Linked DNA regions of Homo sapiens: region 1 is linked to region 2. A link is a loop called in an ENCODE intact Hi-C map of the cell type or tissue named here. Cell type or tissue: GM12878. All regions are shown on one strand. Links, peaks and the distances in the headings refer to the core of each region. The heading gives the core; the rest is flanking DNA. Region 1 has its middle 43 kb from the start of RDUR. Region 2 has its middle 98 kb from the start of RDUR.

What was found. A loop is a pair of places that touch in the nucleus more often than their neighbours do. Peaks named below come from ENCODE experiments on the same cell type or tissue, not always from the same donor. Only the 100,000 strongest peaks of a DNase experiment are listed, where the experiment ranks them.
Region 1: it touches region 2 in a loop (6-fold over the local background); 2 of 110 quality-filtered maps call a loop at or near these places.

Annotation. Positions count from the first base shown.
Region 1 is chr3:101,892,811-101,903,011 of GRCh38, forward strand. No RefSeq gene overlaps it. Among named protein-coding and RNA genes, the nearest start is that of RDUR, 43 kb to the right of the region's middle. In GM12878, for the core only: no CTCF peak of the experiment used is centred there; a DNase peak (open chromatin) is centred at 6,161; H3K27ac peaks cover 1,056 bases.
Region 2 is chr3:102,033,881-102,044,081 of GRCh38, forward strand. No RefSeq gene overlaps it. Among named protein-coding and RNA genes, the nearest start is that of RDUR, 98 kb to the left of the region's middle. In GM12878, for the core only: no CTCF peak of the experiment used is centred there; a DNase peak (open chromatin) is centred at 4,841; H3K27ac peaks cover 1,765 bases.

The DNA.
Region 1 (10,201 bases), core at 3,884-7,883, 140 kb before region 2:
TCATATTGATTTTCCTTTCAATGAGCCACAGGTCTGGCTTACTTGGTTTAACATCCTGCTAGAATCAGGCAGTCTTTGGACTCAGTTCAGCAGTTTCTGGTTGGCATGAAGATTCATCTAATGGAGAAATTGAGAACACTAAAGAATCTTTAATTGTGGTAAAATGCACATAAAATTTACCATCCTAACCACTTTTCAGTGTACAGTTCAGAAGTGTTAAGTATATTCACTTTTTTCCTTACATGAATACATAAGTAGCACACTTTGTGTGTGTGTATGCAACCAATCTCCAGAATTCTTTTCATCTGTAAAACCGAAACTTTGTATCCATTAGACAACTCCCAATTTCTCCCTCCCCCTAGCTCCTGGCAGCCACCATGTACTTTCTGTCTGTATTAATTTGATGATTCTTGGTGCCATATATGAGTGGAATTATACAGTATTTGTCTTTTTGTGACTGGATGATTTCACTTAGCATAATGTCCTTAAGGTTCTTCCATGTTGTAGCATGTGTCAGAATCTTCTTCCTTTTTAAAGGTGAATAATATTCCATTGGATGTATATGCCATATTTTGTTTATCCATTCATCTGTTGATGAACACTTGGGTTGCTTCCTACCTTTTGGCTATTATGAATAATGCTGCTATGAACGTGGATGTATAAGTATCTGTATGAGTTTCTGCTAATTCTTTTGGGTGTCTACCCAGAGCTGGAATTGCTGGATCGTATGGTAATATTTTTTAATATTTTTTTTTTTTTTTTGAGACGGAGTCTCACTCTCGCCCAGGCTGGAGTGCAGTGATGCTATCTCGGCTCACTGCAAGCTCCGCCTCCCGGGTTCATGCCATTCTCCTGCCTCAGCCTCCCAAGTAGCTGGGACTACAGGCGCCTGCCACCACGCCCGGCTAATTTTTTGTGTTTTTAGTAGAGATGGGGTTTCACCGTGTTAGCCAGGATGGTCTCGATCTCCTGACCTCGTGAGCCGCCCACCTTGGCCTCCCATAGTGCTGGGATTACAGGCGTGAGCCACTGCGCCTGGCCTAACACTTTTTAATTTTTTAAGGAACTGCCATACTGTTTTCTACAGTGGTTGCACCATTTTACATTCCTACCAGCAGTACACAAGGGTTTCAATTTCTTCACAGCCACACCAACACTTTTCTATTTTTTGATAGTAGCCATCCTAATGGGCAGCATCTTGGGGTTTTGATGAACATTTGTCTGATGCTTAGTGATATTAAACTTCTTTTCCTGCGCTTATTGGCTATTAGTATATCTTCTTTGAAGAAATGTCTATTCAAGTCATTTGCTTATTTTTAAAGTCAGGTTTTTTGTTGTTGAGATTAAGAGCGTTTTAAGATTTTTGCAGTAAGTATTTAGAGCAATATTGTAGGGTCTTATTAAGTCCAAGGCTTTTTATTTTTCTCCCGTGACTCCGCCACTGTCCCTGCTGTAAAATACAGTGGCTCTTCATGGTAAATTCCAATTTTAAGTAGCATTAAATGTGGCTGTACTCAGTTCTTTATTTTTAACTCATAATATTTGGGTCAGCATTTTTAGATAAAACGGATGCTATGTCTTTTGCCATAGCAAACAGGAAGGTATCTATTATTCTCTTTGCTGATGACATGGTCCTTCACTGAATGGTTGGTTTCTATCAGGAGAAACAGCTTGGTGTCAAGCATGCCATTTTTAGAATGTACTCTTGTTTAATAGAGCTTTATTAAACAGATAGATAAGTATAGTTATATTTCAGGGGTGGTGCTGTGTATTTTGGGACCAGCATCACCCATCGGAGCCATGGAGATTCAATTCTGCTTCAAATTAATAGCTCCACAGGATCCACATGAAAGTTCTTAACTGGCAGGTACAGATGGAAACTAACTTCTATCCTAAAAATCCTTCAGGCCAGGTGTATCTCTTAACGCTGTAGGTGCAGAAATTTAGAGCTTCACCATACTTGTTAGTGTCTTGGAGACATATCCAAAGTTGCTTTGTAGAGAAAAGTCTTATTTACCTGTAGATTTTCTTAGCCTATTCTATGTTTAAGGCCATACTCCTGGGTAAGAGCATAAACTGGACTCTACTTTCCTTAACTGTCTACATGACAGGTGTTTCAGCCCAATACTTTCAATCAGGTATGAACATTATGAACTCATTAGTAAACATAGTTTTGGATTGTCTTCTATGGAAAACTTATTAAAGCCCATATGGGAAAAATGTTATGTGAGAAATACAGCCAAAAAGAGATGCTAAACACTCATTCTTTAGCTTCTCTGAGCTCCTTCCTGGTATTGAGTTGCTATACCCTAAACTCAGTTCTGCAGTGTATTATTGCTCTGTCTCAACAGAAAATTCTGTGCCCAAATTAAGACCTAACAACATGCCCTCAAATTTTACAGACTCTCTCTCTAATATTTGGAACACGAGATTTTTTTTCTTTATTCGGTGGAAGTCAGAAGCAGAGAAAAAGTTGTTTCTGAAAAAAGTTGCTATAGTTTGAAGTTTCCCTCAAAAGTTCATGTGTTGGAAACTTAATACCCAATGCAACAGTGTTGAGAGGGAGGTAGGGCTTAATGAGAGGGCTCCAACCAATGGATTAATGTCATTATTAAAAGAGAGAGTTAGTTATCACAAAGCAGGTTGTTATAAAGTGAGTCCAGCCTTTGATGCCTCTCTGTCTAATGTAATTACTTCTGTCTTCTTCCCTTTCACCATGAGATGACCCTTACCAGACACCATGTTTTTGGACTTACCAGCCTTCAGAACCATGAGTTAAATAAACTTTTGTTCTTTATAAATTACCCAGTCTGTGATATTCTGTTATAGCAGCAGGAAACAGATAAAGAAAAAATTTGTTTTTTAATTTTTATTTTAATTTTTTTTTAGACAGGGTCTCACTTTTTCACATAAGCCAGAGTGAAGTGGCATGAACAGAGCTCACTGCAGCCTCAACCACCTGGGCCCAAGCAACCCTCCTGTCTCAGCCCCCAAGTAGCTGGGATCACAGGCGCATGCCACCATGCCCAGATAATTTTTGTATTTTTTGTAGAGATGGGGTTTTGCCATGTTGCCCAGGCTTGTCTCAAACTCCTAAGCTTAGGCAATCTGCCTTCCTCAGCCTCCCAAAGTGCTGTGATTACAGGCCTGAGCCACTGCACCCAACCAAAGACAAAAATTAAGCTTTTTTTAAAAAATTTTTATTTCCATAGGTTTTTGGGGAACAGGTGATATTTGGTTAGATGAGTAAGTTCTTTAGTGGAGATTTGTGAGATTTTGGTGCACCCATCTCCAGAGCAATATACACTAAACTTAACTTGTAGTCTTTTATCCCCTACCCCCTTCCCACTCTTACTTCTGAGTCCCCGAAGTCCACTGTGTCATTCTTATGCCTTTGCATCCTCATGGCTTGGCTCCCATTTATGAGTGAGAACATAAACATTTAGCCTTTTTTTAAAAAAAAAATTGAGATGGAGTCTCACTATGTTGCCTAGGCTGGTCTCAAATTTCTGAGCTCAAATTATCCTGGTCTTGGATTCCTGAGCTCAAATTGTCCTACTGCCTCAGCCTCCTAAGTAGCTGGGATTACAGGAATGCTTTTTTCTTTCTTTCTTTTTAATTTTTTAAAACAAAAACAATGTTATATAGCCTCATGAATGTCTTTGCCTTTTGCCTTGACTGTCAGAAAATTAGTTTTAAATTCAAGCATTCTCTCAAATCTAATTTTGTTTGATGTTAGTATTTGCTGACTTTGCTTTTTATTTGATGTATGTATTCTTTTTAATAGCTTTATTGAGGTATAATTTACACACCATAAAAATCTGCCATTTGAACTGTACGATTCAATCATTTTTAGTAAATTTACAGAGTTGTGCTGCTATCATCACAACCCAATTTTAGAATAGTTTCATCATCCTGAAAAGACCCTTTTTCCCAACCCCAGGCAACCATTAATCTACTACTTTCTGTCTCTATAGATTTGCCTAATCTGGTTATTTCATGTAAACAAAATCACACCAGAGTCAAACCATTTGTGGCTGGCTTCCACTGCTGAGCATAACAATTTCAAGGAAAATCTATGTAATAACATGTATCATTTACATGGTATCTTTTAAAGTGCAAAACTTAAAAATTTTGATAAATTCCAATGAATTTTGATTCATTTTGAGTTGTTTTGTGTGTATGATGTGAGATAAGGGTTTGAATTCATCCTCGTCCGTCAGTATAGGTGCTCCTTGATTTATGATGGGGTTACATTTTGATAAACTCATTGTAAGTCAAAAATATTTTAAATGGAAAATGCATTTAATACTGTGATAAACCGGTTGTAAAGTCAAAACTTGTAAACCAGGGGTTATCTGTACTTCATTCTTTTTGTTGCTGAATAATATTCCCTCGTATGGATATACCACACTTTATTTATCCATTCACCAGTTGATGGACATTTGGATTTTTTTCAGGTTTTGGCTATAGTATTAGTCCATTTTCACACTGCTAAAAATAACCACCTGAGACTGGGTAATTTATAAAGAAAAGAGGTTTAATTGACTCACAGTACCACATGGCTGGGGAGGCCTCAGGAAACTTACAATCATGGCGGAAAGCAAAAGGGAAGTAAGGCATGTCTTACATGGTGGCAGGAAAAAGTTAAGGTGGGGAGTGCCACACTTTTAAACCATCAGCTCTCATGAGAACTCACTCACTATCATGAGAACAGCATGGGGAAAATCTGCTCCCATGATCTAATTACCTCCCACCAGGTCCCTCTCCTGACCTGTGGGATTACAATTCGACATGAGATTTGAGAAGGGACACAGAGCCAAACCATATCAGCTATTATGAGTAATCTTCTATGAGCATTCACATACAAGTTTTTGTGTGGATGCACATTTTTATTTCTCTTGAGTAGATACCTAGAAGAAGAATTGCTGGATCTTATGGTTAATTTATGTTTAACTTTTAAACTGTTTTCCAAAGTAGCTGTACCATTTTACATATCCTGCAACGATGTATGAAGGTTCCAGTTTCTCTATGTCTGTACCAACACTTGCTATTGCCTGCCTTTTGGATTATAGCCATTTTAATGGGTGTGCAGTGGTATCTTACCTTGGCTTTAACTTGCATTTCCCAGCTGGGTACAGTAGCTCATGCATGTAATCCTAGCATCTTGGGTGGCTGAGGCAGGCAGATCATTTGAGCTCAGGAGCTTGAGACCAGCCTGGGCAATGTGGTGAAACCCTGTCTCTACAAAAAATACAAAAATTAGCCAGGCAAGGTGGCACACACCTGTGGTTCCAGCTACTCAGGAGGCTGAGGTGGCAGGATCGTTTGACTCCAGTTGAGGCTGGAGTGAGCCGTGATTGTGTCACTGCACTACAGTCTGGGTGACAGAGTAAGACCCTGTCTCAAAAAAAAGAAAAAAAAAAGAATTTGCATTTCCCTAGTAACAAATGATGTTAAGCATCTTTTCTTGTGCTTATTGGTCATTCAGATATCTTCTTTAGTAAAATGTTTATTCAAATGTTTTGCCCACTTTAAAAATTGAGTTTTCTTCTTACTATTAAATTGTAAGAGTTCTTTATATATTCTGGATACAAGTCCCTTACCAGATACATGACTTACAAGTATTTTTCTCCCAGTATGTGATTTACCTTTTTATTTTGTTAATGGTATCTTTTGAAGTGCAAAACTTAAAAAAATTTGATAAATTCCAATGAATGTTGATTCGTTTTGAATTAATTTTTTGTGTATGATGTGAGATAAGGGTTTGGATTCATCTTTGTCTTTCTGTATATCTAATTATTGCAGCACCATGTGTTGAAAAGATGGCTTGTCTTTTGCTGGCTTCACTTTTATTTTATTTTATTTGTGCCTTTAAAGAAAAGGTGAAGTAGGCATAAATAATTTATGAACAAAAATGAAGATGGTCTCTGTGTTGAATTTCTAAATGCTTACATGAGAGAATGAGCATCATCAGACTGACGTGTTAACAATAATTTGAACCACAATTTTATTTTGTTCTCTTCTTCTTCCCCATTCCCTCCCCAACCCTGTAGTTAACATCTGCTTCTCTCCTGTAAGAGGAAGTGAAAGATTTAGGTCAGGCCCCAAACCAAACTATCTTTACTGCACTCTTCCCTTTTAAGAAAAAAAAAACCCACCCTGCTGGGTCCGTTTAGCACTAAATTACCCTACATCAACGGTTCTATTGTGATTTTTGGAAGTTGGCCTTCCCCCGGAAGCAGAACTGCTGTTGCTGGGACTGGGTGTTATGAAATCAATCTAGCTGGTCACTTTGAAGGATGCTGACAGGAGTCAAGAGAGACGATCCTTCAAGTATCACAGGACTTTCCCTTATATTTGCTTTACAGATGAATTTCTTACAAGAAATATCTCAGAGGAATATTACCAGAGCTGGAGATCTTCCACATTCAGATCCTACATGTATCTGTGGTGCTGGGCAGAGGTAACCCCAAGTAAGAATAGGTTCAGTTGACTGATACAAGGCAGCAAGACTGGCATCCTTGGGGAAGTCTGTCTCTGGAAAGATATTATCCATCCTGCTATCTTAAGTCATTATAAAGAACAGGATGATTGCATCTTCCTTTATGGATATGTACTGGGTTCCTCTCTTTTATGGTGCTGACCTAGCAGCTATAACTGGGGTATCTTTCTACTCTGGCTTTGACAAATATCCCTCACAATCAGGGCTGTGGCATAATAATGATAAAAATCATAGCTAATATGCATATAGCATATACCTTATTATATACCAGCAACCCTTTTCCTGTCTTACATATATTAACTCATATAACTGTGTCTTGGCTATACGTATTAAAATGAATTATTGAGAGGAGTAGTGATATAGAAGCAATTGACATATTATTTGGACTGTATGGGGAACTCCATCTCCTAAAAGAGCTTTGAGACCAGAAGGAAAGGCCTGAGACAGTACTTGAGGGGTAAAGGTGAACAGAAGGGTTGTTTTTTAGGGTCTCATATTCTTTCATCTCTAGAACTCATTCAAGACAAAAGTTACAGGGAGAAGACACTGATCTTCATTTCCCAGCTTTGGTTAGACATATTCTTTTAGAATCCTTCTTCAAGGGCCTCCAGAATCCCTGTCATCCCTCATTTCCAGGCATTCACCTTAGTGCCTGCTTTCCCTGCTGTGGCATGGGGCCATTCCCCAGCTATCCAGGTTTGTCCTTGGCAGGTTGGGGTCTCCCTCGATGCTTTCCTGTCCTGTCTTTCAATGTGACAACTGTTTGCTAGAAGGGGGCAGTTTCAGCATTAAGGGTGAGGTCCTGTAACATTTTAACTCACTGCTGGCCCAAACAAAAGATTTCACCAAGTTTAAGATTTTAGTAATATACAAACATTTTGGCTTATTTTAGGCTATTAGCCAGTTTGTTCCATTTTAGTATAAGATTCAGAAGCTAGTTTCTGGGAGAAAACGAAAGGAGAGGGGAGAGGCTGAGGGCATACGGTGTCTGAAACAAGAAGAGCTGAAAAGGAAGGAAAGATTGGAAAGCCTTTGTCTACATCAAAATTTTGCTGAGGTCTTTCCCTGACAGAAAGGCTAATAAGAGATGCAGGTAGGTCCTTCATTCCTGCCCCCAGATCACACCAATGTTATTAACTATGGTCTCCTACAAACCGTGCACTCAACTTTGTTGTCTAACACAGGAGAATGACTCAAATGAGGGGAATGTCCAGACCCATGAAAGTCAGGTTATTGCAAATGGAGGTAGGCAACTAGTTTTAGACAGGTGCTTCCAGAGAAGACATGCTTTAGATGGCAATCTCCTCACTGATACATGAAGGCAGACCCTGCCAAGCTGGGTATATGATCAAGATGGTCTTAAAGTTCCCCTCAGCTTGACTAAATTTTAGACAGGCTTCTTCCCGAGTATAGGCCCTTGAGCTCTCTTTTTCTTAGAGCATGTACTTCATTTTTCCTTTCTTTTTTCCCCCCTTTTTCATAGAACTGTAGTTCAGAAGGAAGAATATTTACTGTAGAAAGCTTGTAATTGTAAATTCTTTGGCCCTCTGAGAGGTCAATCTTCTCCCAACCTCTTGCAAGTTTTATAACCCAGGAATGTCTTTCACAAGGACCTGGGAGCCGCCACTTTGCAATGTAATTATCAAGAAAGACAGCTCCCCTATTTCCCAGTCTCTGTGGGACCATAGGAGCCTAGCTTTAATACATGAACAAGCACCAGCTAGCAAACACAGATGGCCTACTCCCACTGGCCAGCGCTAATGTCCTCTAGTACTTTTCTATTTGCTCACTCCAGTGCTTAAAAATTCTCCCTCTTTTTGTTTTCAAGTTTAACCATTCTCCCCTATTGCAATAGACTTGACTCCTATGGCAATAAGTATTGAATACAGTCTTTCTTGCCTGTTTAGCTCTATGCTGTGCAATTTTTCTTTGATATATAGAAACTTGCACAGTATTTTACCTAAACCGACTCCAAATGAGTTTGAAAAGCCATTAACCCAGAACACAGGATAACTTTGTCATGGTACACTGTTATTTGGACTAATTTTTTGGGGGGATTCTGACATATAAAACATTTTGCATAATATCTCCTTTAATAAGTCCAAAACCAAAACCAGAATGCTTCTCATCTTTCTTTGTCATGAGATATACCAGGTATTCAAAAATACACAATTCTATACACAAACACACACACACACACACACACACATACACTTAGTAGCTATTTTTTTTGTAGGCCTACTTTATGCTAGGCACTGTGTACTTTCTATACATAGTACTTTATAAACATTTCTTCATTTAATTCTTATGGCATCTCTATGATTAGGGCTCATTATTTATTTTACAGATGAGGAAGCTGGGGCTCAGAGAGGTTAAGTAATCACCTTAAATCACAGCTGGTACACGTCAGAAGTGTGATATTAATTCAGTCACTGAGTCTATAAATCATAAAATCGTGCTTTTAATGGTTGTTTTCCAAGGATTCACTGGGCTACCTTGTTAGGATTCTGGCCCAGAGAGAAATCTGTATTTCCAAAGGGATTAAGGATGAGCTTCTGTCAAGTTTTGCTTCTGTCTTACCTCCTGGAGGCATTGTACTATTTCCCTGAGTAAAGATTTTACTATTTCTTGGAGGACTTCTTCCCAAAGTATGTCCCCCATACCCCTTCCCGCCCCTGTTTTCTCTGTATCCATGTATCCCACCCTTGTTTTCTCTGTATGCTTTGTGGCCTGGTCCAGTCTCTTGGAGCAGCCATTCTGATCTTGCTTTCAGGGTTGCTCTGACAAGAACAGCTGGGGATCTCCCCTGGTGCTTCCAGCATTCAGTATGTGCTTCCTCAGTAGACCTTGAAGATGGTAGCAATTTCCTCTCTGACTCATGCATAGGAGGAGATTCCAACATTTTCTCTGTCATTCTCTCAATCATCTGTCCTCTCAGCAGCACTTGGGTGATGACTAGGGCTCAAATAATGCACTATGATATCACCAGCTCACAACTGATGACATCACAAGGCACAATAATAACAAAAGCATCAGGAAGCAGGCAGAGCAAGGGTTTCGATGTATTTCAACATATCTGCAATGCCAGAGAAACCAATCCCTGTTTAAAAACCTAAGTCTTTCTAGCTTCCAAGTTTTTTCTCTGAGATGGAAGGAATCTTTCTAGTATTGACTACCTTCATTAAATACTTGTTATTTCTGAGTCTATGCTTAAAAGTATCCTAGACAGAATCTCAGAACCACTTCACTGCCTAGAAAAACCATCTCTGGGACTGTGAATGGCTCTGTGCTCCAGGCAGGTGACAAGTCACATTTCTGCTATAGAGCCCACCTGTCATATAGGGTGCTGTAAGGTTTTATTTTGTGGACCTGTAGAAAGCACTCTGTGGGTTTATGAACCTGGGCCGCTTGAATTCAGGGGAGCAATGATGAGGGCACTAAAATTCTCTGCTTCCAACTTTTCTCCTTTCTTCTGTTGGAGTGGCTCCCTCTCACTAGGCCTCCAGCACATGCAGCCCTTGCCTTGGATGAATCTAAGAATTTTACTTCTATTTATTACTGATACCAGGGTTTAGATTATTTTCAGTGTTAATGAGGCATTTTATGGAAATCAACATATATTGTCATAGACAAGAGAAGTTAAAATTATTTAAAATAATACTTTTCTCTAGCTATAAGAACTTCGTGGAAAATTTG
Region 2 (10,201 bases), core at 2,618-6,617:
GTTGAAGGCTATGACTTAGCAGCAATTCCAGTAGATGTGAGAGAAGAAGGATACGTTATGGTCAAAGAAGGAAAATTTAGAGTTAAAAATCTCATAAGGAAGTAATTCTGCAGTGTCAGATGCAAGGGCAAATTTTGGATGGGTACATAAGTGAGGGGTGCAGAGGTGGTGTAAGAAAGTTGAGTTGGAGCATGAAGGGGCCATCTGTATGGATATTGAGATTAACAAGATGTTGCCATGGAATGAGTTGGGAGATTTTAAGCCAAAGGCAAAACTATCAAAGAAGACACTGAAGGGCCCAGACATGGATTGAAAACAGCAACAAGGAGGGAGCAAGGGCCTAGGGAAGTATGTTTCAAAAGGCCAGGCATTGCTGAGAGCTCATGGTAGAATGGTGGTATGGAAGTGGCTGGGAAGAGATAAGAGTATATTGCCTCCTAAGTAATAATAATTCTTAGGAGTGGCAGGAGTAGACAACACTGGGGAGTTTTGACCTACTGTCAAGTCAATGTGAGGGGAAGAATAATCCAAGAGGAGCTTGAGGATGTAGGTAAGCTTGTTCACAGTCAGTTGGATTCTACAGGCCACAATGTTGGGTTTTGGCCTACACATCTGGTGTCTACTGGGAGTCCATGTACTCATATCTATCTCTGACCTCTGGTTTACAGCACCCCTACTATGTCACCATTAAATACCCTCTTCAATTAATATTCCTCAAGTCTTCAAAGTCTCCCATTTTTTACAGCATACCTGTTAGTTTGAGGAGTGACAGGAAAGATTCTACAGAGACTGCCAGACGTGTTAAATGGGTTGGCAAGAATAACAGAGTAAGTCACTGTTGAATCCAGAAGAGGAAAAGATAGTAACAAGCGACAACAGCAATAACAATGAGGAACTCAAAACAAGTGTCTGGTTGGTGAAGAGCATAGATGAGTCCAGCACTCTCATATTTTGTCTTTGCTTCTCCCTTTAAAGTATCTGTGCAGTATAGACAAGAGTCAAACTGAAAACAAGGTTTTCTTAAGCGCTTTGTGGAGTGTGGCTACTGTCTTTGATGTTCATGAGAAATCAGAACTTTTAGTAATAGCAACTGAAACCCAGACATACCAAAGTAAGGAGAATGAAATTTTTGAATAGATATTAATGTTGATGTTGGCTTTACCTTTAAGCACATATGTTACCCATCAATGTTTGAATTGTAGGCTGTCACTCTTTATATATGTATGTCCTTTGTTCTCTTATTCCAGGGTGCTTTGAGCACATTCTATAATTTTTTTTCCAGCAACTCTATGCAGCCTAGGAACAAGGATGGAGAAATTAGATGCAGAAATGTAATAAGTCTTGAGGATTAGTAAAGGCACTACCCCTTTCTATTTAAAAGAGGCTTAGATTTATGGTTTGAGTAATTTTTAAAGTATGACATTTTAAACTCCATACATTTTTATTAGGTTGTAAAGTCTACTTTATGTCACCAGATAACAATGTCTTGAAACATGGAACCATTAAAAGATTATGTGGTGTATGATGCACAAACAAACTGTGGAATTCACAGGTACATGTGATTTGGCATAGGTGCTATAAAAAGATAAAGTTATTTGATAGCTTTTCCAATGAAATAGTAAACAATGAACACTATCCCTCCATATAGCAAATAAAATTCTAACTGATTAATGCATTTCATATATATTTTTTACAGTGCAGACAAATAGGATTTATATAATTTTGTCAATAAAAGATTTAAGCCAGTTATCAGTCTTCAAGTGTTTGTGATGGATTATTATGTGATAGACATTGAGATGGAAAAGAATCTATTCTTGTTTCTAGAGGAACTCTAACTAGAGGGACAGTGCACACAGACACACACACCAATCAAACATTGACTTGAGAGAGGAAAAGTGATTCATTAAAGACCCCCTACAAGATGATCTATTTACTCACTGGGTTCTAAGAAACTGAAGCAATTGAATCTTTCAGGGATTTCTGTTGCATTTTGATTGTCTGTCTAAGAGGCCTAGTTTTACTGAATTTATTTTCTCATACTATTATTATTATTAATTTTAAAGTTGACCATTTTTACCTTCATTTATAAATGATACTTGTTATGGTAAGGAATCATGACGTCAAAGATTCTGAGAGCAAACAGACTCTGGAGGCCACATAGTTCTAGAGATGAGGGCATTGAATCCCAGAGAGGTGATGGGTCTGGGCCAAGGCCTCATAGCTCTGCTAGTTGACAGTAGAGGCAGAACTTCTGTAGGGATCCTTAGCAGTACCGAAGGTGTTGGTCACTAAGCTGTACCTAGTGCACGGATGTGGGGAGTTGTGCTTCTGTGACTGTAGAAGAAAGAGTGGGGGAAAAAGGGAAGTTAAACCCTATCCTTCAGTTAACTAGAGAAGGGAAACTAGAAATTGATGAGAAGAGCAAGTATCAAAAAGATGCTAAGAGAGCCTGAATCTCTAGATCCTTGATTTGGTCATAATTCCAAAGAAAGGACTTAAATGTGTTGAATTTGAGAAGTTATTAAGATTTGGTGTTGACACTATAAGTTAAGTATTAATGAAAAAGTTACCAAGTATTGCATTTTAATATTCTTTTTTTCTTTTAAATTGCTAGCCAGAAATCACCTTTGAAATATGTGTTCTGTATAATAATTAAGCATTTATTTTAAAATAGAGCTCTGTTTTATTGTACCAGATAAGGAAGCACACTTATTTCCATCTCAGTAAACTGTACCTGAAACGTGGTTAGTGAACTGAAAATCAAGACCATTACTTCATCTTGCTGAGATATTTTTGGAGCTAATTATCAACAAGTCTTATAATTTTAGGTTATCACATTTGATATCCATGATATCTAGGTCCCTATGGAAGCTATGGAAGTTCTTGATAAATGGGTTAAGTAGCAAAGAGATAAGAATGAGCCCTGTGTCAAGCCACTGGGCAACTAACTCAGGTGGGCACAGATTCTGAGCCTGGGGAGTTTAGTCATTCAACTCTACGTTAAACCACTGAACGCCACTAGCATTTAGCCTCTACTTCTTCACTGGTATTCATGGAGATTATGAAAGATGAAATGTATTATAAACTCTAAATACACAATAGTTATGGAGTTCTGCTCTTATACTTAGTTGAATTCTCAAAAATGGAAATGAACTCAGCCTCATATAATGTGTTCTTAGTGCATCCACGATGTCTTCTAGTGACCTATCATTTCCCCTTCTTAAGTTCACAAGCTATCTGTTTATTAATGTCGTGGATAATATTTTATTTCTTTTTCTTTTTTTCTAGACACAAGGTCTCACTGTGTTGTTCAGGCTGGTCTTGAACTCCTGGACTCAACTGATCTGCCCACCATGGCCTCTCAAAGTGGTGGGATTACAGGCATGAGACATTGTGCTCAGCCTGCCTTTGATAATATTTTCATTATTTGAGTTTGTGAAATCTAACTTCATTCTTCTTTTGAAAACGGAGACCTTAATTTGCTTTTCGTCAGTTACCTGGCACAGCTAGCCTTCTCTGCATTTCTTTAAAGATTCTTGAGATTCTTTCCTGTCTCACTCTCTCAAAGAAAATAAGTATAAGTGAATTACCACTAAGTACAAAGAACATTAAATTTAAACTTGCATGTTTCTAATGGGAATTACCATTTCCAAAGCAATGAGTGTGTGTGACTGTGTGTTTATGTTCATGTCAACATAAATATGTGTTTATGTTGGAGAAAAGTTTACGGCAGAAGAAGGTACCAGTGGCTTACTTTTATTCTCCCATGGTGTCTGAGGACCAGGAAAGAGTTAGAGAAACAAGCCTCCATAAACGCAACATATGGAGTTAGAACCTCACTATGTTGAGCTTGCTTTTAACTTTATTTTCTACTTCTAGTTCTTATTGGCCAGAGTATAGGCTTTTAATGGGGAAGACTTATAGACCGAAAGAAATCAAGAATCTGCTGCCTTCATAGAACTCATTTCTACATTGCAAATCCTGAGTATGTTGACTTCAAGACCAATTAAAACAAAACCAAATTAAATAAACAAAAACAGCTCCAAACGCCAATGGTTATTTCAGACCACAGAGGGGTAAATAAAAGCTTGAATGCTTAAAACCATTGGTTTTGATAAAAGTTATTAGAATTGATGATGCCTCTGCCAAAAATTCACAGTGCCATTGGCTGATATGGCTTTCCCCCCAATTAAAGCTTTCATCTTTAAATGATCTGTGAATAGACAAGACCACATAGTTTATACTTGTTGAAAATGCTACCACATTCCCTTTTTTTTTGGACAAGGTCCTGCTCTGTGGCCCAGACTGGAGTGCAGTGGTATGACCATAGCTCACTGCAGCCTTGAACTCCTAGGCTCATGAGATTTCTTCATCGGCCTCCAGAGTAGCTAGGACTACAGGCCCAAACTAGCACACTGGGCTAATTTTTAAGTTTTTTTTTTTTCTAGAGAGAGTGTCTCACTATGGTGCCCAGACTGGTCTTAAACTCTTGGCCCCAAGATATCCTCACCTCAGCCCTCAGCCTCCCAAAGTGTTGGGATTACAGGCATGAACCACCATGCTTAGCCCCACATTTCTTTTTTCTTTCTTTGTTTCTTTTTTTTTTTTTTTTTTTAACCTTTGTAAGCTTGACATTGTAAAGATTCTTCTAAATTAAGCTATGAGGTTTGCTATTTTGGGCACCCTTCTCGGCAAGCCCATGCCTTGTGACATTACTTCTGCTTTGTTTACCAATAGTGTGTGTCAGGGCTGCTGGTTGTGGCAAACTCAGCCACAAGAGAAGAAGCTGAGAGAACTTTATCTCTCTCACTTGAAGGCACCAACATACTGGAAGGGGAATCTGGAAGATCCGGTGGTCATAAGACATATCATTTATGCATGGTAACTTCTCTCCTAATGAAGTTTAGCAACTAAGATTGTTTCTGGTTTCAGTCTGAAAGAAGGTTCCTATTCATGAAGTACTTCTTGTGTGAAACGGCACACAGTCATCATTTACTTCACAGCTGAACTTTGGTATGAGCTGCTTAACTGCTTTCTTTGACAATAGTTTTTAACCTATTTGCATATTTCCATCAGATTAATCTTTCCAAATCATGGTTCTGATTGTCAGGATAATGATGTATCTACAACTCCTGCCCAAGATAGAATTTCCTTCCTTCCTTCCTTCTTTCCTTCTTTCCTTCCTTCCTTCCTTCCTTCCTTCCTCCCTTCCTCCCTGTCTTTTCTTTCTTTCTTGGAGTCTTGCTTCTTTGCCTAGGCTGGAGTGCAGTGGTGTGATCTCAGCTCACTGCAACCTCTGCCTGCCAGGTTCAAGTGATTCTCCCACCTCAGCCTCTCAAGTAGCTGGGACTACAGGTGCATGCCACCATGCCTGGCTAATTTTTGTATTTTTAATAGAGATGGGGGTTTCACCATGTTGGCTAGATTGGTCCTGAACTCTTGACTTCAAGTGATCTGTCTGCCTTGGCCTCTCAAAGTGCTGAGATTATAGTCTTGAGCCACCACACCAGGCAGAATTTGCTTTCTATCTGGAAGAGTGAAGGAAAAAAAATCATATTTCTACTTTATCATCATTGAATATTTTCTTAATTGGAAAAAGCCTTACAGATAAATATTACTCCTTGGCAAAGAAAGCAATTGCCATTATAATACATCTTCGGGAGAGGGATATCCAAACTAATACTCAATTTACCAGGTAATCTCAAATTTTGTTCAGTTGACATTTGTTGAAATTATTTTACTATTGTCTACTTCATGTTTTCAGTCTGGCACAGAGGAATCACAGTATAAACACAATGTAGATTATATGTACAACTGAACAACAGATGTTAGGTAAACTTGTATTTTCAACATTCCATAAAGTTATCCTGAGATAACCATTTTTTAAAAATTAAAATTATTATAGTATGTAGTCTATTCACTTGTGACATAAAGAGCTAGTGCTCACCAAACATTGTATGTGTTTCCATTTATTTTCTAGCCTCTTTTGCCTTTCAGTTGGGGCCACATGCCTAGTTCTGGCCAGTGAATAATAAGTGGAAGAGGGGGCGGTTCCAAGATGGCCAAGTAGGAACAGTTCCAGTCTACAGCTCCCAGCACGAGCAATGCAGAAGACAGATGATTTCTGCATTTCCAACTGAGGTACCAGGTTCATCTCACTGGGGATTGTCAGACAGTGGGTGCAGGACAGTGGGTGCAGTGCACCAAGTGTGAGCCGAAGCAGTGTGAGGCATTGCCTCACCCGGGAAGCACAAGGGGTCAGGGAATTCCCTTTCCTAGCCAAGAAAAGGGGTGACAGACGGCACCTGGAAAATCAGGTCACTCCCACCCATATACTGCACTTTTCCGATGGTCTTAGCAAATGGCACACCAGGAGATTATATCCCGCACCTAGCTTGGAGGGTCCTATGGCCACGAAGCCTCGCTTGTTGCTAGCACAGCAGTCTGAGATCAAACTACAAGGCGGCAGTGAGGCTGGGGGAGGGGAACACGCCATTGCTGAGGCTTGAGCAGGTAAACAAAGTGGCCAGGAAGCTTGAACTGGGTGGAGCCCACCGCAGCTCAAGGAGGCCTGCTTGCCTCTGCAGACTCCACCTCTGGGGGCAGGGCATAGCCAAACAAAAGGCAGCAGAAACCTCTGCAGACTTAAATGTCCCTGTCTGACAGCTTGGAAGACAGTAGTGGTTCTCCCAGCATGCAGCTTGAGATCTGAGAATGGACAGACTGCCTCCTCAAGTGGGTCCCTGACTCCTGAGTAGCCTAACTGGGAGGCACTCCCCAGTAGGGGCAGACTGACACCTCACATGGCTGGGTACCTCTCTGAGACAAAACTTCCAGAGGAACGATCAGCCAGCAACATTTGCTGTTCACCAATATTCACTGATCTGCAGCCTCCACTGCTGATACCCAGGCAAACAGGGTCTGGAGTGGACCTCTAGCAAACTCCAATGGACCTGCAACTGAGGTTTCTGACTGTTAGAAGGAAAACTAACCAACAGAGAGGACATCCACACCAAAACCCCATCTGTACATCACCATCATCAAAGACCAAAGGTAGATAAAACCACAAAGATGGGGAAAAAACAGAGCAGAAAAACTGAAAATTGTAAAAATCAGAGCACCTCTCCTCCTCCAAAGGAACGCAGCTCCTCACCAGCAATGGAACAAAGCTGGATGGAGAGTGACTTTGACGAGTTGAGAGAAGAAGGCTTTAGATGATCAAACTACTCTGAGCTAAAGGAGGAAGTTCGAACTCATTGCAAAGAAGTTAAAAACCTTGAAAAAAAATTAGACGAATGGCTAACTAGAATAACCAATGCAGATAATTCCTTAAAGGTCCTGATGGAGCTGAAAACCATGGCACGAGAAATACATGATGAATGCACAAGCCTCAGTAGCCGATTCGATCAACTGGAAGAAAGGATATCAGTGATGGAAGATGAAATGAATGAAATGAAGCAAGAAGAGAAGTTTAGAGAAAAAAGAATAAAAAGAAATCAACAAAGCCTCCAAGAAATATGGGACTATGTGAAAAGAGCAAATCTACGTCAGATTGGTGTACGTGAAAGTGACAGGGAGAATGGAACAAAGTTGGAAAACAGTCTGCAGGATATTATCCAGGAGAACTTCCCCAATCTAGCAAGGCAGGCCAACATTCAAATTTAGGAAATACAGAGAATGCCACAAAGATACTCCTTGAGAAGAGCAACTCCAAGACACATAATTGTCAGATTCACCAAGGTTGAAATGAAGGAAAAAATGTTAAGTGCAGCCAGAGAGAAAGGTCAGGTTACCCACAAAGGGAAGCCCATCAGACTAACAGCTGATCTCTTAGCAGAAACTCTACAAGCCAGAAGAGAGTGGGGGCCAATATTCAACATTCTTAAAGGAAAGAATTTTGAAGCCAGAATTTCATATCCAGCCAAACTAAGCTTCATAAGTGAAGGAGAAATAAAATCCTTTACAGACAAGCAAATGCTGAGAGATTTTGTCACCACCAGGCTTGCCCTAAAAGAGCTCCTGAAGGAAGCACTAAACATGGAAAGGAACAACCAGCAAAAGCCACTGCAAAAACATGCCAAATTGTAAAGACCATCAAGGCTAGGAAGAAACTGCATCAACTAATGAGCAAAATAACCAGCTAACATCATAATGACAGGATCAAATTCACACATAACAATATTAACCTTAAATGTAAATGGGCTAAATGCTCCAATTAAAAGACACAGACTGGCAAATTGGTTAAAAAGTCAAGACCCATCAGTGCGCTGTATCCAGGAAACCCATCTCACATGCAGAGACCCACGTAGGCTCAAAATAAAGGGATGGAGGAAGATCTACCAAGCAAATGGAAAACAAAAAAAGGCAGGTGTTGCAATCCTAGTCTCTGATAAAACAGACTTTAAACCAACAAAGATCAAAAGAGACAAAGAAGGCCATTACATAATGGAAAAGGGATCAATTCAACAAGAAGAGCTAACTATCCTAAATATGTATGCACCCAATATAGGAGCACCCAGATTCATAAAGCAAGTCCTTAGTGACCTACAAAGAGACTTAGACTCCCACACAATAATAATGGGAGACTTTAACACCCCGCTGTCAACATTAGACAGATCAAAGAGACAGAAAGTTAACAAGGATATCCAGGAATTGAACTCAGCTCTGCACCAAGCGGACCTAATAGACATCTACAGAACTCTCTACCCCAAATCAAAAGAATACACATTCTTCTCAGCACCACACCGCACTTATTCCAAAATTGACCACATAGTTGGAAGTAAAGCTCTCCTCAGCAAATGTAAAAGAACAGAAATTATAACAAACTATCTCTCAGACCACAGTGCAATCAAACTAGAACTCAGGATTAAGAATCTCACTCAAAACCACTCGACTACATGGAAACTGAACAACCTGCTCCGGAATGACCACTGGGTACATAATGAAATGAAGGCAGAAATAAAGATGTTCTTTGAAACCAATGAGAACAAAGACACAACATACCAGAATCTCTGGGACGCATTCAAAGCAGTGTGTAGAGGGAAATTTATAGCACTAAATGCCCACAAGAGAAAGCAGGAAAGATCTAAAATTGACACCCTAACATCACAATTAAAAGAACTAGAGAAGCAAGAGCAAACACATTCAAAAGCTAGCAGAAGGCAAGAAATTACCAAGATCAGAGCAGAACTGAAGGACACAGAGACACAAAAAACCCTTCAAAAAATCAATGAATCCAGGAGCTGGTTTTTTGAAAAGATGAGCAAAATTGATAGACCGCTAGCAAGACTAATAAAGAAGAAAAGGGAGAAGAATCAAATAGATGCAATAAAAAACGATAAAGGGTGTATCACCACCGATCCCACAGAAATACAAACTACCATCAGAGAATACTATAAACCCCTCTATGCAAATAAACTAGAAAATCTAGAAGAAATGGATAAATTCCTCGACACATACAACCTCCCAAGACTAAACCAGGAAGAAGTTGAATCTCTGAATAGACCAATAAGAGGCTCTGAAATTGAGGCAATAATTAATAGCTTACCAACCAAAAAAAGTCCAGGACCAGACGGATTCACAGTCAAATTCTACCAGAGGTACAAGAAGGAGCTGGTACCATTCCTTCTGAAACTATTCCAATCAATAGAAAAAGAGGGAATCCTCCCTAACTCATTTTATGAGGCCAGCATCATCCTGATAACAAAGCCTGGCAGAGACACAACAAAAAAAGAGAATTGTAGACCAATATCCCTGATGAACATTGATGCAAAAATCCTCAATAAAATACTGGCAAACCGAATCCAGCAACACATCAAAAAGCTTATCCACCATGATCAAGTGGGCTTCATCCCTGGGATGCAAGGCTGGTTCAACATACGCAAATCAATAAATGTAATCCAGCATATAAATGAACCAAAGACCAAAACCACATGATTATCTCAATAGTTGCCGAAAAGGCCTTTGACAAAATTCAACAGCCCTTCATGCTAAAAACTCTCAAAAAATTAGGTATTGATGGGATGTATCTCAAAATAATAAGAGCTATTTATGACAAACCCACAGCCAATATCATACTGAACGGGCAAAAACCGGAAGCATTCCCTTTGAAAACTGGCACAAGACAGGGATGCCCTCTCTCACCACTCCTATTCAACATAGTGTTGGAAGTTCTGGCCAGAGCAATCAGGCAGGAGAAAGA